Regions from separate parts of the Homo sapiens genome. Here region 1 is linked to region 2. The links are chromatin loops, found by intact Hi-C in ENCODE. Cell type or tissue: A673. All regions are shown on one strand.

Evidence for each region. A loop is a pair of places that touch in the nucleus more often than their neighbours do. Peaks named below come from ENCODE experiments on the same cell type or tissue, not always from the same donor. Only the 100,000 strongest peaks of a DNase experiment are listed, where the experiment ranks them.
Region 1: a loop joins it to region 2, with 11 times the contacts of the local background. A loop is called at or near these places in 5 of 110 quality-filtered maps.

Annotation. Positions count from the first base shown.
Region 1 is chr3:163,608,802-163,616,801 of GRCh38, reverse strand. No RefSeq gene overlaps it. Among named protein-coding and RNA genes, the nearest start is that of LINC01192, 310 kb to the right of the region's middle. In A673, no CTCF peak of the experiment used is centred here; DNase peaks (open chromatin) are centred at 4,371 and 4,741; H3K27ac peaks cover 6,692 bases.
Region 2 is chr3:163,053,971-163,061,970 of GRCh38, reverse strand. No RefSeq gene overlaps it. Among named protein-coding and RNA genes, the nearest start is that of LINC01192, 250 kb to the left of the region's middle. In A673, a CTCF peak has its summit at 4,898 (motif pointing left); a DNase peak (open chromatin) is centred at 4,890; H3K27ac peaks cover 2,858 bases.

The DNA of each region.
Region 1 (8,000 bases), 550 kb before region 2:
ATGTGAATGACAATTATTAAGAAGGCACAGTAGTGATAAATTAAAATTAAATCTGTTAGATCACAGAACTCAAAAGCATTGAATAAGACAGTTTTCATATTCAGAGACTGGTCTGATGTTACATAGTAGTAAGTTCAGTGATAAATTTATGAAATTAAAATATACAAGGCTGGGTGTGGTGGTTCATGCCTGTAATCCCAGCTACTGGGGTAGCTGAGTCAGGTGGATAGCTTAAACCTAGGAGTTCGAAGCTGCAGTGAACTATAATCATCTCAGCACTACACTCCAGCCTGGGCAATACATTGAGACTATATTTCTTTTTATTTTATTTATTTATTTATTTATTTTCCTTTTTATTCTTTTTGAAACGGAGTCTAGCTCTGTTGCCCAGGCTGGAGTGCAATCTTGGCTCACTGCAACCTCCACCTCCCGAGTTCAAGCGATTCTTCTGTCTCAGCCTCCCAAGTAGCAGGGATTACAGGCGCTTGCCACCACGCCCAGCTAATTTTTGTATTTTTATTAGACGAGGTTTCACTGTGTTGGCCAGGCTGGTCTCAAACTCCTGACCTCGTGATCCGCCCGCCTCAGCCTCCCAAAGTGCTGGAATTACAAGCATGAGCCACCATGCCCGGCTGAGACTATATTTCTTAAAGAGAGAAAAAAATGATGGAAAGGAAGAAAGAAAACAAATTAAAACATGTAATGTAGAAATTCTAAAAACTATTTGCTACTGCTTTATTAAGCCTGGGTAATGAAAATATTCATAACAGAAGGCAGTACTAAGTATCAGAGTTTCTAATATTTTTTTCCTTAAAAACAACAACAAACATTCGTAAAATATTATGAAAAATTAGAAAATAAAAAAACACAATAATGTGAGCAGGGGCATAACAATCCCATATAACAGTAATTAAATATTTGAGACATGTTCCCTTAGTTTATTTCACATTGGCCAGAAGCCAAACTTAAAGTTAAGCAGGACCTAAGGGGACCATGCATTATAAAATGGGCATATAGGGTATATTGTAGCCAGTTCCTCTGGATGCAGTAATTTGTAGATTCTTGGAAGAAAGTGCCAGACAGTCAACAATTATTTATTTGTTTGTCTAGCTGTTTAGTCAATATAGGTTGAACTAATAACCTTAAATTAGACATAAAATTATTTTTCATTCCTGATATTTTGTAATCATTTTTTTCTTTCTTTCCTGTTACTTGTTGGAATTTTGGGTTTAGCAAATTATCAGATCGGTAAATCCGTGAAGATAACTTCTAAATATTAATTAATTGTCTTTAAAAAGAATACAAAACCTCTCATCCCCCCTTTTTGTGATTGCTACTAACATACTGCTGTAAATAAGGAGATGTTATTACTAGGAACTTTTCTATATGTTTAAGGGTGAAAACGGTATAGTAATAGAAAATAGAAAAGAATAGTAGAAAATAGAAAAGCTTCCATGGATAAAATAAATAAAAGGGGCAAAAAGCTTATACTGGTACAATGGCTTTAAAATTGTGATTGCTTTGAATTTATCAGGAGATAAGCAATGATGCAAAAATAGGCTACTAATTAATAAGGACAAGCTTAAAATTAGTAAGTTCAAAATGGCTGAGTTGTTGAAACTACTTGTACAAATAATTTTTAAATTAGAAAAATGATAGAAATTTAGAAAATAATGATGTCTTTGCAAAAATGCTATTGACCAAACCTGACAGGGATTCTTGAATATTTGAATAAACCCAAATCAGCAAATTTAGATGATCTGTTTCCAAGGGGTAGGAGCAAGTTTGTTACATAGTATTGTGCATCTTTCTATCAGTCACTGAATTGACAATAATAAATATACAAAAATAATGTCAACACATCTATGTATAGTTATGTCTTCAATACCAATTCTCTCAGTCATCTTAAATCCTACTTTTGATTCAGTATGTCTTTTAATGTATTGATTTTTTTCCAGACCTCAAAATAAGAAATTGGGTACTTATATTTTTCCAGTTGTTTTTCAAAATTGCAGTAACTGAAATAAAAAAGAAAATAACTTTTGAATTAAAAATATGGATACTGATGAGAAAGGGACAAAAATTCATGATTGAGGGCAATGAGGTATTTTGTTTGTGTGTTTTTTGTTGTTTGTTTTACAGTCTACTGAAATACTAAGGAACTATATTCGGAGGAGATGATACTTAATCTGAAACTTCAAAAGTGAGAAGGATCCCACTATCTAAGGTATTGAGGGTAAGATCATTCCAGAAAAAGAAAACAGTTTATCTAAACATTTGCAATAAAAAGCTTTTATGCTCAAGAAATAAAACAAGGTTTTCCTCGCTGAAGTTAAATGCCTCTGAGTGATAGTAACAGGACGAAAGGAAGATAATAAGAGTTAGATTATGAAAATCAGGGTAAAAAGTTTGATTAGAGAAGTGTACAATTAAGTATTTAAGTATATCATCCTTAAATGAAAACCACTTCAAGTTCTGGTTCCATTTAAAGAAAATCCAGTGGCTGAAGAAGTTATGTTAACATGGCAGAATAGGTTTTTAAAATGAGACTAAATTATATAAATATATGAACTGTTAAAACAAACAAAGTATGCAGCACATATGACTAATCTCAATCTCTAAATAGTAGTATATACAGAACTGTAATAAAAAATTAGATGACTTGTGTAATAACTTTTGCCACAAATTCTAATGCACACTCCTCTTTTTCTATACTCCATGATTAATCCGTTGAAGTGTTTTTGAAAATTTACAGATAGTTTAAGGGTTAAAAACAAATCAATCAAAAATACAGCATGTCGTTATTTTTATCTTATTTTTTGTTAGTGTAGTGAATATTTTGTTAGAAGATTGAATATTTTGAAGAGCCATACTTAATGAACTTGAATGGTAGTGAGCAATCAACACTAGTAGATCTTATTTCATACTACATCAAAAAATATAAATATTTCTTTAGCTCCTGTTGGAGATAATGCTATTATTCCACTGTTTACATTGAGAGTCAAGAAAGTTATATCAGATGTGATTTTAAAAGTTCAAATCTTGCTCTAAAGGATATTACTTACAGAAATGTTAACTCTGCAACTTTACATACACCCAATACACATTGGCCTATGTTTGTGAGGATTTGTATATATAATAATTGTGCAGATTATTTTATGTTTGTCTCTTTACTTCCTCTTCTTCCTATCTTATTTACATCATAAATACCATTATTTTTTAAATGAGTGACATAATGAAAACAATAGCTAAACAATAAAGTCTGCGCTCTAGTATCAATACATCATCCTGTAACAACTGGTTGAGCATAAGAAAGTTATTAAGCATGAGGAACTTCATGGATAAAACAACAAGTTATTATGGTGCAGGAGAAACAGCAGGAGTCTTGTAATCACAGATAAAGTTTTTGTTTGTTTCCAAATACAGACTCTATTTCTTATTAGCTCTAAAACTCTTATTAGTTATTTAACTCCTTAAACTATCTTTTCTTCATCAGGATAACAACAGTAGAAAGGCATTCTACATGTGCGTCTGTGAAGACAAAATGAGGTAATGTGTACTAAAGTGCAATATGACACTATAACAGATATATCTGTATGTGAGATTCCATTATTTTAATTGAAAATAAATGTGTGACAAATAGCTTACTCTTCCTTATGCGTTGGAGATTTTGTCATTTATTATTTTTTTGGTAGCAACAGTATTTTATATATATATATAAAATATATAAAATATATAAATATATATAAAAAATATATAAAACTATATATATAGTTTTAAAATAATTCCCAATAAATTTAGTAGATAACTTCTCATTTTCTCTTTCTTGATTACTTGGCCTTAATAACTTATCTGTTTTTTGGTCAATTATCCAATGAGTTTTTAAAGTAATTATATGGGTAGTATTGGTAGTATATATAAAGTAATTATATGGTAGTATTAGTACTGAGGTATATTTATACATATACATAAAACCGTTCCTACCTCTTAAAATTTTGTAGGATAGATAAAATATGTAATTCCTCACATATCATAAGGCAAGATTTAAATATTAAAAAATAATTACTCAAACAACAATGATATATGAGTTGTGGATATCCAGACAAATTCAAAAATTTGTTGGCATCTGTTGTAGGTGTTATAATAACTGGGTAGTTGGTGTTAGTGATACATGGCATTCTATGAGAAGAAAATAATAAGAATAAACATTAGTAGGCCAGGCGCGGTGGCTCACGCCTCTAATCCCAGCACTTTGGGAGGCCGAGGCAGGCGGATCACGAAGTCAGAAGATCTAGACCATCCTGGCTAAGATGGTGAAACCCCGTCTCTACCGAAAATACAAAAAAATTAGCCGGGCGTGGCAGCGGGCACATGTAGTCCCAGCTACTCGGGAGGCTGAGACAGGAGAATGGCGTGAACCTGGAAGGCGGAGCTTGCAGTGAGCCGAGATCGTGCCACTGCACTCCAGCCTGGGTGACAGAGCGAGACTCCGTCTCAATAAAAAGAAAGGAAGGAAGGAAGGAAGGGAGGGAGGGAGGGAGGGAGGCAGGGAAGGAAGGAAGGAAGGAAGGAAGGAAGGAAGGAAGGAAGGAAGGAAGGAAGGAAGGAAGGAAGGAAGGAAGGAAGGGAATAAACATTAGGAGACAGAAAACCAACAGCTGCATTTGGAGAAGTAAAAATGCACCAGATTTGCTATAGTTGAATATAGGATAGCAAAAAGTCTGGAAAGAGGGTCTTGGACGCTACCTGAAATTATTTGATTTTTCTCAGAAAGTCAGTGATGGTGCTGTGGAAGAAATTAGGAAGTGCTATGATCAAAGTAGTGTTCCTGGAATATCAATCTGATGCTGTTATGCAGGACAGAGTAGAGGAGGAAAAACAAAGCAGCCTTGGAGAGATGTATTAGAAGGCTTTTTTGGCAGTCCAGAAAGTCATGAGTACCTAGACCAGGATATGAATACTACGAATGAAAAGTGAAAGGGTCTACATAAAATATATATAACTGAAGATTGCACAGATCTTGGTAACTGATTGGATCTGAGAAAGAAAGGAAGGCATTAAAAATAACTATTGTATCATTAAAATGGCCATTCTGCCCAAAGCAATCTACATCTTCCACAGTACTCCTATAAAACTACCAATGTCATTTTTCACAGAATTAGAAAAAAAAAAAAACTATTCTAAAGTTCATATAGAACCAAAAAGAGCCCGACTGGCCAAAACAATTCTAGGCAAAAGGAACAAAGCCAGAGACATCACATTACTGACTTTCTGTAAGGGTACAGTAACCAAAACTGCATTGTACTGGTATAAAAGCAGAAACATACAGAAAGGGAACAGAATAAAAAACACATAAATAAAGCCACACACCTACAACCCTCTGATGTTTGACAAAATTGACAAAAATAAACAATAGAGAAAAGACTCCTGTTCAATAAATGTTGCTGGGGTAACTGACCAGCCATATACAGAAGAATGAAACTGGACCCCTTTGTTTCACCACATACAAGTGTAATATGGGTAAAAGATTTAAATACCACGTTATACATTAAAAATCCTAGAAAAAAACTTAGGTAATACCCTTCTGGACATCAGCATTGGCAAATAATTTATGACTAAGTCCTCAAAAGCAATTTCAAGAAAAAGAAAAAAACAAAAATGACAAGTGAAACCTAACTTAACTAAAGAGCTTCTACACAGTATAAGGAAACACCAACAGAGTAAACAGACAACCTACAGAATGGGAGAAAATGTTCACAAACTATGCATCCAAAAAAAGTCTAATATCCAGAATCTACAAGGAACTTAAGCAATTCAACAGGCAAAACACAAACAACCTCTTTATATGGACAAATTATATGAACAAACTCTTCTCAAACATATGAAAACATGCTCATCATCAGTAATCATCAGAGAAAGGTATATCAAAACCACAATGAGATACTATGGGTGAAAGATTTAAATATAAGACCTTAAATATTAAAAACCACAAGGAGATACTATCTCACACAAGTCAGTATGGCTATTAATAAAAAGTCAAAAAATAGCAGATTCTGGCAAGGCTGCCAATAAAAAGGAATGCTTATACACTGTTGATTGAAATATAAATTAGTTCAGCCACAAGGGAAGCAGTTAGGATATTTCTCAGGGAACTTAAAATAGAACTACCACTCTACCCAGCCATCCTATTAGTGGGTATACACACAAAGGAAAGAAATCATTTTAACGAAAAGACACATCACGTATATGTTCATTGCAGCTTTATTAACCATAGCAAAGGCATAAAATCAACCTAGGTGCCCATAAATAGTGGATTAGAAAAAGGAAAATCTAATACATACATATTATAAAAGAATATGTAATATAATATATTGGAAAATATATTAATCATATCTTGGAAAAAACGTAATATATACATTAGGTTGGTGCAAAAGTAATTGCATTTTTTGCTATTTCTTTTAAATTACAAAACCACAACTACTTTTGGACCAATGTTATATATATACATCATGGAGTACTATACAGCCATAAGAAGGAAATCATGTACTTTGCAGCAACATGGATGCAGCTTGAGGTCATTATCCTAAGCAAATTAGCACAGAAAGAAAGAATCAAATGCTACATATTCTCACTTATAAATGGATGCTAAACATTCGGTACACATAGACATAAAGATGGAATAAACAGACACTGGAGACTACTAGAGAGAGGAGAGACAGGATCAAGAACTAAAAAAAAAACTACCTATTGGGTACTATACTGGGTGATTGCATCATTCATACCCCAAACCTCACTGACATACAATATACCCATGTAACAAACCTGCAGGCTGGGTGCTGTGGCTCACATCTGTATTTCTAGCATTTTGGGACTTTGGGAGGCCAAGATTTCAAGACCAACCTGGCCAACATAGCAAGAACATGCCAGTAAAAATCAAAAAAAGAAAGAATGAAAGAGAGAGAAAGAGAGAGAGAGAGAAAGATCTGCACATGTACCCTCTGAATCTAAAAAAAAGTTGAAATTATTTAAAAAAGAAACAAGAATTATTGATGTAAGATACATAGGAATATAGATGAACAGAAGCAAATTGCTTCTGTAACAAGCAAAGGTTAAAAAAAAAGTGAGAATGAACATTATAAAAAATGGCTAGTTAATTCCTGATATTCTGTTTTTATCATTTGATAACTCTTCTTAAAATGATTCTGAATAATCAAGCACATGATCTAACTTTTTAATTTAATCTTTATTTTCTATTATCTGTACACATGAAATATTTATATTCATTTAATATACATATTAAATTATTATTCCATATAGTTTTAAAAGGATATCAAGCTAAAGAATAAGATTTGGAACTCTAATTTTAGTTCAGACTAATAAAAAATAATATCTTAGCAACACAGAAATTAACATAACATTAAAATAATCATTTTTTAATGAAAATCTAAGGCAACACCTGGAAGTTTTAAAAACATAATTAAGAACTAAGAAGATGCCACACAGTATTTTTATAAAATATATTTTTCAAAAAGAATGTTACAGTGTGATAGGAAATGTACTAAGGCAAAGACACTGGTATATTTTGTCATAAATGGACTTGAATTAGTGAAAAACCTACATAATCTACAAAGGTCTTAAAAATCTTTAGAGAATTTTGCATGAAATATTATTAGGTGCTAAACAAAAGGCATTTTTTCAGTGTCAATATATATTATTATTATAAAAAATAGTTGAAGCAAACTGGAGCTTAGAAAGACAAAGAAATCTCAAAAGTAAGCTTAAAAAAATACAACTAAATTTTAATCCCCTAAGAACTAGAACAAAATGAGGATGCTCACTTTCACCACTCCTATTTAATACAGTGCTTGAAGCTTAGCCAGAGCAATCTGGCAAGAAAATTAAAGGCATCCAAATTGGAAAAGCAATTAATTTATCTCTTTTCTCTGATGATATGTTCTTATACCTAAAAAACCCTAAAAACTCAATAAAAAATATTTGAT
Region 2 (8,000 bases):
CATTGTAGCCTTAACTTTTATTTTCCAACTGATTATGTTGACATTTAATTATGAAATTATTTGTTATCTGTATATTTTCTATGGTAAAATTATTGCTAAAATATTTTGCTCATTTTTGTAGCGTTACTTTGTTCCTCTAACTCCAATTTGTATTCAGTATTGAGAGTTCCTTATATATTCTAAATACAATCAGTATGTGCTTTTCAAATACTTTCTCACAGTTTATTGTTTTTCTTTTAATTTTGTTAAAAGTACCTTTTGATGAGATAGAGATTTTAATTTTGATGAAGTTCAATTTTATTCATTTTTTTGCAGATAATTATTTTGAATTATATCTAAGATATCTTTGTAAACCAAAGCCACAATTTTTCCCAACTACTCTAGAAGTTTTATAATCATAGCTTTTGCAATTAGTACTATGATACTTTTTGAGTTAATTTTCATATATGGTGTAAATTACAGATTGACATTCACTTATTTGCATATCGATATCTAATTGTTGTAGCATCAGTTGTTGAAATGATAATCTTTTCTCCACTGAATTGCTTTGAAAAATCTCCAAAATCTATTGTTCAGATACATTTGGGTCTATTTCCCAACTCTTTAATCAGTCATATTGATCTATTTTTCTATATTTATTTATTATTTCTATATAGTAATATAATTCTAAATGATTTTGATTATAAGTCTCAAATCTTTTTGTGTTAATCTTCCAAATATGTTCTTTTCAAAGCTGTTTTGGTTATTTTAAGTTTCAGATTTCTTTACCAACTTTAGAGTCAGATTTTCAATTTCTGAAAAAAAAGAAGCCTACTGGAATTTTGAATACAATTTATTGAATATAAAAATCAAGTTGGAAACAGTTAAATCTTAAAAATACTGAGTTTCCTATTGAGGAACATCATATATGTATCCATTAATTAAAATTTCTTGTTTTTTTCTGGGCAATGTTTTTAATATTTGAGTGTATGCCTTTCTCATACTTGTCAAATTTATCTGTAAATATTTTACACTTTTTGATGCTATGATAGATTTCATTTCAATTTTTTGGTGTTTATTACTAACATAAAAAAAGAATTTTGTAAAAAATGTTGAATGTGTATTCCAAAACCTTACTAACTTCACTTATTGCTTCTAGTACTATTTTATAGATTCCATTGAATTTTCTGCATAAGCTATTATGTCATCTGTTTATAAAGATTTTCTTTCTCTAAAGTAAGACATTTTATTTCTTCTTGTTGCTTTATTGTACTGGCTGGAACCACTAATACAATGATGAACAGAAGTGGTGGAAGTAGATAGTCTTGTCTTTTTCCTGGTATTGGGGGAAGGCTAAACTCTTGGGAGAAGGGGCTCTCCATGTCACTGGTGATATCCTCTTTCCAATATGTGATTGTGATAATTAATACTCAGTGTTAACTTAATTGGATTGAAGAATACAAAATATTCATCCTAGGTGTGTCTGTGAGGGTGTTGCCAAAGGAGATTAACATTTGAGTCAGTGGGCTGGGAGAGGCAGACCCACCCTTAATCTGGTGGGCACAATCTAATCAGCGGACAGCAAGGCTAGAATATAAGCAGGCAGAAAAATGTGAAAAGAGAGACTGGCCTAGCATCCGAGCCTACACCCTTTTCCCGTGCTGGACGCTTCCTGCCTTCAAACATCAGACTCCAAGTTCTTCAGTTTTGGAACTTGGACTGGCTCTCTTTGCTCTTCAGCCTGCAGATGGCCTATTGTGGGACCTTGTGATTGTGTGAGTTAATACTTAAACTCCGGTGTGTGTGTGTGTGTGTGTGTGTCTGTGTACATATATATATATATGTAGTTGTAGTATCAGTTGTTGAAATGATTATCTTTTCTCCACTGAATTCCTTTGATATATATCATATATATATATACACACACTCACACACACACACACACACACATATGTATATATTCCATTAGTTCTATTCCTCTAGAGAACCCTGACTAATACAGTGATCTTATGGGTTGTGTTGCTTTTGCCTTCCTATGGCTATTGGGCTCGTCTAAGTTCCCTCTCAGTAAACCACAGGCTGAAAATTATCTCAAAGCAGTAAGAAAGATTAATTGTAAGGTTGTAAGTTTGACCTTGCTTTTCTTTTTTTTTTTTTCTCTCATATATCACTGCCTTCATTTTCTGAGTCCAGTGTTTTGACAACTGTTTTACGCACTTTGTCTGTTACCTTTTTTGGTTGTTTTAGTTGAGAGGGAAGATATAAATCCTATTACTTTATTTAGGGTAGAAGGAGAAATTCCCGAACCGATTTTCTTTAAGCAAACCAAAGATAAAATTAATTTTTTAAAAAATAATCAGAATTATTATGCATTCCCAGTTAGTGAAATCAATATTTATAAAATATGTTAATTCACATGTATGATATTATAGATTAACTTCTGTTTGCATCTCTTTTCATGAACCATAATCTCTTAGGGCTATTTCTTTTTTATAATTATTTGCAGTACAGCAGTAGCTCTGGAGTTATGGTTAAGTGTGAAATTTTGTACATTTATTACTGATAATACATAAACAAATCATACACTTGTATTAAACAATGTGGTTATTTATAATATTTTCTAATTATCCAGAATCTAAATATATGAATGTGTTCTATTTTCCTTGGATGACTCTTATATATCAGATAAAATAGGGACATTAGAAAAGCTGTTCTCTTGTTTTACTTCAGGTTATCACATATTTTTAGGAATATTTTTGTGATCTATAGGGGAGACTTATAATGTTATGCAGACACACTAACTAATGTAAAAATAACCATTATTTTACAGTAAAATTGGCTAATGCTTCTTATCTAAGTTAGTCTTTCAGATGGTCTGTAAAATATAGCAGTGACTCATTATGTGTTTAAAAAATAATACTTGTTCAAACTCCTTCCATTATCACCTTAAAGTTATAAAAGTCTCTTTTTTAGCAAGCTAAATTTACAAGACATATATATTTCTACTATGTTTTCACATTGGTAAATATAAAAAAAATCTGAATGAAAATTATATTGCTTTAACAGTACTAGATTTCTGGGATATGCAGGAAAGTGCTTTGAAAGTTGTTAGGCAGCATTCATATAATATTGAAAGGAGTTGGTTAGTTTGCCTTAGGTGGACAGCAAGGGAAGGGTCCTCGGGAAATCGCAGCCCATTGCTCAGTGCCTCATCCTCACGTAACATAATAAGCAGCCTGAGGAAAAATTCGAGCTGTAGCATCGATAAGGGAACTAGCACAGGCTGTTGTGCTGGAAGACATGCCCACGGCTACACAGAAATCCTCCAATCCATTTGGATAAAAACTTGCACAAATCTCCAGCTCACTCAGATAAAGGAACAAGGCCTGGCCTAGAAATGCCTTTGTCTTTTGTATAGTCAGTGGGCTCCCAGGAAAAGTTTCTTCTGCATTTGTGGGCATGGGCACAGTGGGTTCCAGTGGGTTCTGGTGGGCGCTCTGTTTTCCTTTGTTGGACTGTAAGTCCAGCCCTTATGAATCATCACTTCAGCCCCTGATTGGTCCTGGGCCAAGGCCTTGGGCCAAACTTAGCGATGCATTCTCCAGACAGCTCATGGCCAAATTTCTTCCCTTTCCCGGTCCATAAAAACCCTGGACTCCAGCCTCATAGGGAGTACTCCCGTTTGGGACCCACTCTCTGCTGGCAAAGAACTTTCTTCTTTTGCTTATTAAACTTTCACTCCAACTTCACTTTTATGTCTGTGCTCCTTAATTTTTTTGGCAGTAGGACAAACAACTCCAGGCGCTACATCTTGGTGAATGGGCCAGGAAGAAGGGAATTCATCAGAAGGGAATTCATCAAGAGTGAATGTTTAACTTTAACCCTTTACTTTAATTTCTGAGGATTCTTGTTTATTTCAATCTTGTTTCCTTTCATGGAGGACCTAGCCATTGTGTGGGGTTGGAAGGATGTCCTAGAGTAACTGAAGATTTCTGGCTGGGGCTACCCCTCAGTGTTATCTGAATGTCCTTAGACTAAGTCCAGTCACTGATGACCCATCAGGATGTCAGCACAAGGACTTCCAGTAGTTTCCTATTGCATTTTCCTTCTTTCTTCTCCCAGATATCATATCTCCTATGCCTGTTTGTTTGTTTGTTTGTTTGAGATGGAGTCTCGCTCTTGTGGCCCAGGCTGGAGTGCAGCAGCATGATCTCAGCTCACTGCAACCTCTGCCTCCCAGATTCAAGCTATTCTCCTGTCTCAGCCCCCTGAATAGCTGGGATTACAGATGCCAGTCCAGCCCCCATGCCTCGCTAATTTTTGTACTTTTGATCGAGATGGGGTTTTGCCATGTTGGCCAGGCTGGTCTTGAACCGTGACCTCAGGTGACCAGCTTGCCTTGGCCTCCCAAAATCTTGGGATTACAGGTGTGAGCCACCACACTCGGCCCTATCCTTTTTTTACGTACAATGTTGCAGGTGTTTTTGCAAACTAGAGATAGAATCTTGTTGGGTGGAGTTAGTCTGTGTCTTAGCAATCAGGAATGTAATACAAAGGGTTGTTGTTTCTGTAACTTCCTAGAAACTGGGCAAAATCAAGATTTCAGTCTAAATTTTCACCTGGTAAGGTCCCTTCTCTCCCTCAATAATAGATATTCATGGCACCCTATGGGAGCAAACTTCACCCTAAGTGTATATTCTCCTCTCCATTTGGGTTGTATTTTCCTTTATATAAGAGCTTAGCATTGTCCAGTGAATTTAAATAGTTCTTTTGGGAGACAAGTTAATTTTATTATGCTGGGGGGAATTCTATAGGGGCAGCCTATCAAACCCTAAACCTCTTTTCCTAAATTTTGCATGAAAAGAATTTGGAGTCTGTTTTTACCTAACATTCTAACCCTACACCGCCACCTAGTGGAAATGGATTTTTTTCCACGGAGAGCCTTGTTAGACCTCTGCCCCAAACCTCTGGTTACTCAATTCTTTTTTCTTCTGCATCCTTCTCTCAGTTATCAGGCCACATGTCCTATTTGTAAACAGAAAAAAAACTTCACTCTCCACAGCCAGGAGGAAGCTATCCTGATAAGACAGATCTTAGCTTCAATAATGTCCCCATCAAAATAGGGGCAGCTATTCAATTTTCATACTCTTTTAAGGCACCTGTTTTGCAATCAATTACATTGGAATTTAAACAAAAAATTAATTTTATGTTTAGAAGTTAATCAGTCCCATTCTGTGGGATTTCAATTTTTTAATGCGGCCATAGCAAGGGAAGTTAAAGATAGTTTTAAAAAACTCCCTCCATTAAAGGGTCTTTTCCAAATCCAACTACTATATAATTTCTCCCAGACCTCTGGGGCACCTCTGGTATCTTTTGGGCTGAGTGAGTCTAGGAATCCAGCATGGTGGAAGGCTAAAGTTTTAAGCAGGTAAGTGTGACCACATTCTGCTGACTAGCTTTTCCAGGACCATGGGTAAAGGTCACTCTTGTAACCATGGGGTGGCACCTATAATGGTCGCCAGGACTCAGAGGAGAGCAGAAAGGAGGAGAAGGGGGACACCATTTCTCTCTTTTCCTGCACCCTGTGTCACACAAAAGGGAGGAAGGCAACTGAGGGATGCCTTGTCTCCCCCCACTTTCTAGATGGGTAACAAACTATCTGCAGTCTGTACACCCCTCGAGTGCATTTTGAATAACTGGAAACATCTTTGACCCTAAGACTCTAAAAAGAAAACAGCTTATATTCTATTGCACAAGGGCATGGCCATCTTACAATGAGAAGGCCTAGCCTTCTTAGGGATGCATTAAATTCAGTAGTATCCAACAACTAGATATTTCTTTACCCTGCAAGACAACCCAGATCCTTGCAAGCATTGTAAAATTAACCCTTACCTCTTGGCAGCCGTGTCAGGAAAGCCTACAAAGGATAATTCCCCAAAGACAGACGCATCCTTGGGGAATGCTTAAATGCAATATCTGGGTGCTCTACCTGCTCCATTTATTTGGGAATCCCAATAGCCAAATCATTAGCTCTTCTGGTTGTGCCACTCAAAAAATTCCCAATTTTGCCTTTGCCCCTCCAGGAAATGCCCAATGAACATGGTGCCACTAGATTCCAAGTTCCCTTCTCATTACAGCACCTTAGACAAAGGAGAATCTAGACAAGTTCTCTAATAACTCTGATATATATATATTATATATATCATATATATGTATATATGTATATATACACATGTATATGTATATATACACGTGTATATATGTATATATATGCCTTTCAAAATTTAACCCAAGTGTTGAATCTTACATTAAGAGTTGGTATACTACTTTTAAGCCAAACCCTGTTTCAGGGAAACAAGAAAACCTACAGGCAGCAAAGATATTCAAAGATGAATAATAGGCAGTCAAAAAAGAAACTCAGTCAAAAGGGGAAACAGGGTAAAATAATAAAGACAGACAGAATCCTCATTCCCAATAGGAAGAGAGTCAGTGCACCTTGAATACCCTAACTGGGGCCCTAGTGACCCCATAAATAAGTGAAAAAAACCCCACTTTCTAATGTGCCTATTAAAAGTCTTGCAAAAAATAAGAAGAACCAGCAAATTAAGCAAACCTCTTAATTAATCTAAACTGTCCTTGTTGAACCAGAAACCAGATGAAAATTCCACTGCCTTTTTGGAAAGGCTGAGAGAAGCTTTAGTAAGACACACCTACTTGTCTCCCAATTTAATAGAAAACAACTTCATTATTCAGGCAGCTCCTGATATCAGAAGAAAGTTGCTGAAACAGGCCCTGTCCAAAGATCTTTCTAGTTTTATTCACCCTCAATTTAATATTTTGCACTATGTAAAAACACTCCCTTCTGTGCCCCAACTGAGGGGGTTTCTCAAGAAGGCACTGAGGTTCTTCTTAATTTTCTAGTATGTAAAGGATAAAAAATTTCCAAATCTAAAACTCAGCTCTGGCAAACTTCGGTTAGATACCTAGGTCTTGTCTTGTCAGAAGGAACCAGAGCATTAGACGAGGAAAAGATTCAGCCTATTTCCTCCTTTCCCCTTCCCCAAACCCTCAAACAGCTAGGAAAATATGGGGGCATCACAGGTTTTTGTAGATCGTGGATACCTCAGTATGGTGAAATAACTCATCCTTTATGCCACCTCATAAAAGAAACTCAAGCAGCTAGAACTCACTCCATAACTTGGCAACCTAAAACTCAAAAGCCCTTAACCAGCTAAAGCAAGTCTTACTTAAAGCATCAGCCCTCAGTCTTCCTATAGGGAAGGTATTTGATCTCTATATATCAGAAAGGAAGGAAATAGGCCTGGGAGATTTGATTAAGGCTCAAGGTCCAGCTCAACAGCCAGTGGGTTAACCATGGGGAATAACTTAACTGTTTGCACCCCACACAGGATAGCAGGACTGCTGCCATCTAAGGGAAGTCTCTGGCTAACAGACAATCACCTCCTCAAGTATCAAGCTTTGCTGCTACAGGGATCTACAGTCCAGTTAAAAACCTGCCCTTGCCTGAAGCCAGCCGCTATCTCCCAGAGGAAACTGGAAAACCTAAACATGATTTTGAACAAGTGGTGGTGCAAACTGATATAAGAAATGGTAAAAATCACTGTTTATATTATCAGTAAAGTTTTAATGAATAAAAAAGGATTTTGTTAAAGAGCATTCAGTGTAATTAAAAACAGATATCCAAGCTATGAGTATATTCAAAAGGCCTTTATGTTTTTCTGTTCATAAGTCTTGTTTATCTAAAAGAGGTTTTTTTCTTAGTTGACTGAGTTACTTTTCTCCGCTCTGTCTTGTCCCTCTTGGTGCAGGTATGAAAGGCCCTAGAATAACTTCTGGTGGCATGCAACTCCTCGGGAAAACAGAACAGGTGTTACAAATCCCATTTTGGGAAAAATCTCTGTTTTCCTCATGGAGCCCTGGAAACTGTTCCTAGCCATCTTCTTAAGGGGCCTCACGAGAGGCCAATGAGCCAGTTGGGAAATAGGCAAATTAAAAATGTT